Regions from separate parts of the Homo sapiens genome. Here region 1 is linked to region 2. Evidence: read pairs that join two places in POLR2A ChIA-PET (ENCODE). Cell type or tissue: MCF 10A. All regions are shown on one strand.

Region 1 (2,500 bases), 170 kb before region 2:
GCAATCCTCCCACCTCAGCCTCCCAAGCAGCTGGGACTACAGGCATGTGCCACTGCATCCAGCTCCAAGTAATTTTTATATTCACTATCTCATCAAATTTTGTCTCCACAACTAAGACGCAGGTGGTATTATCATCCTCATGCTACAAACAAGGAAACTGGGATTCAGAGATTTAAACAATTTGTCCAAGAGTAACAGCAATAATGTTGCAGGTTGAAGTGAAAATACCTTAAATAAAGAGACTAGATAATAGTGATGATGACTGCAGATCATTGTAAATGTACTTAATTCCACTGAATTGTATACAGTAGTCTCCCCTTCCAAGGGGGGGATACACTGCAAGACCCCCAGTTGACCCCTGAACCCACAGATGGTACCCATATAGACTGTCTTTTTTCCTATACATATATACCTATGATAAATTTTAACTCAGCAGTTTTCACACACTGTGTGGCCAAAACCTGGAGTTTGAGGTGTGACAGAAAAACTAGCATGAATTTCTTTTCCTTCTTCAAAAGTTCATGGACAGAAGATTAGTTCTTACCATAGATTTTTTTTCTTTCTTTTTGAGATGGAGTCTCTCCCTGTCACCAGGCTGGAGTGCAGTGGTGAGATCTCAGCTCACTGCAACCTCCGCCTCCTGGGTTCAAGCGATTCCCCTGCCTCAGCCTCCTGAGTAGCTGGGACTACAGATGCGTGCCACCACGCCCAGCTAATTTTTGTATTTTTAGTAGAGACGGGGTTTCAGCATGTTGACCAGGATAGTCTGGATCATGATCCGCCCGCCTCGGCCTCCCAAAGTGCTGGGATTACAGGTGTGAGCCACAACACCCAGCCCTACCGTAGATCTTAACAATCTCAGCATATGATTTTTTTTCTTTCCTTATTTAGTGGAGAACTTTTACCTTTTCACTTAATGCACTTCTCTTTGGTGTATCTGTATTGCCAGCAACACTACTCTTGCTCTTCAGGGCCATTAAGTAAAATAAGAGTTACTCAGGCTGGGTGCAGTGGCTCATGCCTGTAATCCCAGCACTCTGGGAGGCCGAGGCGGGCGGATCATGAGGTCAGGAGTTCAAGGCCAGCCTGGCGAACATGGTGAAACCCCATCTCTACTAAAAATACAAAAATTAGCTGGGCATGGTGGCGCATGCCTGTAATCCCAGATACTCAAGAGGCTGAGGCAGGAGAACTGCTTGAACCAGGACCCGGGAGGCGGAGGTTGCAGTGAGCTGAGATCACGCCATTGCACTCCAGCCTGGGCAAGAGTGAAACTCTGTCTCAAAAAAAAAAAACAAAAAAGAGTTACTCGAACACACAAGTACTGCAGATACCTCAACAAATGATCTGATAACCAAGACGGCTCCTAAGTGAGTAACAGGCGGGAAGTGTCTACAACATGAATATGTTGGATAAAGGGATGATTCATGACCCAGGCAGGAAAGAGCAAAATGGAGAGAGACTTCATCACACTACTCAGATCAGTGCACAATTTTAAACTGATGAATTATTTGCCTGTGAAATTTTCCATTTAATATTTTCAGACCAAGGTTGATAGAAGGTAACTAAAACCGCCAAAAGCAAAACTACAGATGGTGGGGGTACTACCTTACTTAAAAATGGTTAAAACAGTTAATTTTATCTTACGTATATTTTACAATAAAAAATACAAAAAAAACCCTAAGAGATTAGAAATGCCAAAAAAAGATCAAATCTATAAAGTATTTAAAATATGAAATAAATGGAGAAAAAATCAGTATTTAGAAAACATTGTCAGAAAAACTGAATACCAACATGCAAAAAATATCCACATCAACATATGCTGTAAGTAATTATAAATATATTAAAAAACTAAACATTCAAAAAACTTTGGAGAAAACAGAACAGTAAGCTTATCTCACTATGGAAAAGAGATGAATTTATGGTCAATTCAAAGAAAGCATAAACAAGAATTTGACAAATCCAATTATGTAAAATAAACTTTCATGCAATGAAAAAAACAAATCTAAGATTAAAATATTATAAATTCAGGCAATATCTGCAAGAATTATGATAAATAAAACAATGTTTATAATATAAACCAAACCAATTCAACATTTCCCGATCATCTATTATTAGGGAGCAAACAATGACTAACTCATAAACCTGTCAAAGGATAAAAACAGGCAGTTTAAACCACAGAGATTCAATCGGCACTTGAGAAAAAAGACTGTCTCACTACTAATTGGAGAAATATAAATTGCAATATTCTTAAGATACGACTTCATACATATTAAGCTACCAAAAAAAATCTAAACAATAAAACCAAGTGTTATCTGGGTTATGAGAAGATAAAGACATATTCAGTCAGGCACAGCTGTAAAATCATATGTGTCTTCAGACTGTTCCTGGATAAAGTATAAAAGAGGTCATAAGATTGGCCACAGCCTAATCTGAATAATTTTTCTTAGGTGCTCACCCAAGAATTACATACAGGGGGGAAAGAAGCAAACTCTACTTT
Region 2 (2,500 bases):
ATTACAGGCATGTGCCACCACGCCTAGCTAATTTATTTTTTATTTTTATTTATTTATTTTTGAGACAGTTTCTCTCTTGTTGACCAGGCTGGAGTGCAATGGCGTGATCTCAGCTCACTGCACCCCCTGCCTCTCAGGTTCAAGCGATTCTCCTGCCTCAGCCTCCCGAGTAGCTGGGATTACAGATATGCGCCACCATGCCCAGCTAATTTTTCATATTTTTTTTTTAGTAGAGATGGGGTTTCTCCATGTTGGTCAAGCTGGTCTCGAATTCCCAACCTCAGGTGATCTGCCCGCCTCGGCCTCCCAAAGTGCTGGGATTACAGGTGTGAGCCACCGCGCCTGGCCTGCTCTTTTCTACTGCATTGCACCACATTGCCAAAAGTGCAGTTATTAAGCCCATTCAACAATATGTTGCTAACGAAAAAAACAAACTAAAATATTTTTAAAAGGTTTATTCTGAGCCAAGATGAGTGACCATAGCTTGGGGAAACACAGCCTCAAGAGGTCCTAGGAAACTGTGCCTGAGGTGGTCAAGTTATAATTTGGGTTTTCTTTTTTTTTTTTTTGTTTTGAGACGGAGTCTCGCTTTGTCACCAGGCTGGAGTGCAGTTGCGCAATCTCGGCTCACTGCAACCTCCGCCTCCCGGGTTCAAGCCAATTCTCCTGTCTCAGCCTCCTGAGTAGCTGCGATTACAGTCGCGTGCCACCGCACCCGGCTGATTTTTGTATTTTTAGTAGAGACGGGGTTTCCCCATGTTGGCCAGGCTGGTCTCGAACTCCGGACCTCAGGTGATCCACCCACTTCGGCCTCCCAAAGTGTTGGGATTACAGGCGTGAGCCACCGCGCCCAGCCAGAACACTGACACTTCTCATAACAAATGAACGCGATTTATGTATATCTAAGCCAGGGCACATTGGACGTCGGTATCCTGGACATCAGCATCCTGGACACAGCTCCCAAACCCCGAATTCCCCCATTTTATTGATGCTAGCAGGCCAGGGAAGGGAAAACTTCCTTTGGGCTTTGAATAATAACGACTTTAGAATTGAAATCGTGGGCTGGAGGTGGACGCCACGCCTCATTCTGATGGGTCCAAGAGCCGAAATTTCGGCTTCTGGCACTCTCCTCACTCAGCTCTCTAAACTCCTCCATCATTCCTCTTTCCAGTCCTTTGGCCCTAAGCCCTTGCTAGCGGTTGGCTAAGAAGAAACCCGTCTCTTGCTCGGGATTCGCTGTGAGCTCCGGGAAGCCCGCCTCCGCTCTCCCGTGATTCGCTACTCCTGTGTTCATCCGCCCCTCCGTCGACCAGATTGGGTGCTTGGCCGTCCCTGCCATTAGCGCGTAACGAGAGACTGCTTGCTGCGGCAGAGACGCCAGAGGTGCAGCTCCAGCAGCAATGGCAGTGACGGCGTTGGCGGCGCGGACGTGGCTTGGCGTGTGGGGCGTGAGGACCATGCAAGCCCGAGGCTTCGGCTCGGATCAGGTACGCTGCGGCAGTGTCCGCTGCTCCAGCCCCGCGGGCGGATCCCATCTTTGCTTCCGTACCTTTACCAGTGTCCCTGTCTCTCTGCAGTCCGAGAATGTCGACCGGGGCGCGGGCTCCATCCGGGAAGCCGGTGGGGCCTTCGGAAAGAGAGAGCAGGCTGAAGAGGAACGATATTTCCGGTGAGGCTCACCGGGTCCCAAGTCCAGCCCTGGATCTCCCAATGGCCTTCCAATCCTTAAACTGCCAATCGCCCCACCCGTTCCTACCTGGTGCCTTGGGCGCCCCATCCCCCAACAGAACTCCCGGGCCCCAATCCAGTATACCCTAACCCTTGATGTCCCGACCGTTGCCACGTATAGGGCACTCCCAGTTACCTGCACAACAGTTTCAGGCCCCCAAACCGTTTCCACCGGCGGGTCTCCAAAACAACCCACGGCTCAACTCCTCCTTTATCATTACCATCTCCCGCGTGGAGTTCTCCTCAGGTCGTGCGAAACACCCCCAGATTCTTCGCACAGTGTCTAGATCCGACCGCCCAACGTTTGCCTCCCAGCCTGACTCCCTCGGCCCTTACCCACCTGTCACCCCCTCTACGCTCTCCTTCCTCGCCAGCACGCCTTAGCTTTGCAAGCCTGCATGCATTCAGGCTTCTCAGGTGTTTCTAGACCCCCGACTCCGCAAGAGTGAGGATGATGGGAGCTGGTCATGGGAGCTACTTATGGTTGGACACCATCTTCTAAAGGCTTTTGCCCTACTCAGCCCAACCTAGACCTGTAGATTTCCCTCTCCTGCTTAGGAGTATGGAGTGGGCTGGGCCTCCCTTTGCCAGCCTTGAGTTATCTTTAACTGACTTCTGTCCACTCTGGAGAGCAGTGAGGAATTAATCTTGCTTTTGCTTGTCCTTTGGCCTTTCACTTCTGCCTTCTGTTGAGAATTATCACCATGACACCTGCCATACCGTATAGAGAGCCAAGGTACAGCCGTTAGAGACTATCTAATTGAGCCCCTAC

What was found. Peaks named below come from ENCODE experiments on the same cell type or tissue, not always from the same donor. Only the 100,000 strongest peaks of a DNase experiment are listed, where the experiment ranks them.
Region 1: POLR2A ChIA-PET joins it to region 2 with 11 read pairs; 7 of 35 experiments call an interaction of 5 or more read pairs at or near these places.

Annotation. Positions count from the first base shown.
Region 1 is chr1:28,064,724-28,067,223 of GRCh38, forward strand. All of the region lies in intron 1 of EYA3 (EYA transcriptional coactivator and phosphatase 3), which reads right to left. Among named protein-coding and RNA genes, the nearest start is that of EYA3, 23 kb to the right of the region's middle. In MCF 10A, no CTCF peak of the experiment used is centred here; a DNase peak (open chromatin) is centred at 1,398.
Region 2 is chr1:28,234,784-28,237,283 of GRCh38, forward strand. It overlaps ATP5IF1 (ATP synthase inhibitory factor subunit 1), which reads left to right and starts at 1,341. Exons shown (of 3, transcript NM_016311.5): 1 at 1,341-1,487; 2 at 1,578-1,669. The coding sequence starts at 1,401. RefSeq lists enhancers at 240-746, 1,540-1,599 and a silencer at 579-803. In MCF 10A, no CTCF peak of the experiment used is centred here; a DNase peak (open chromatin) is centred at 1,248.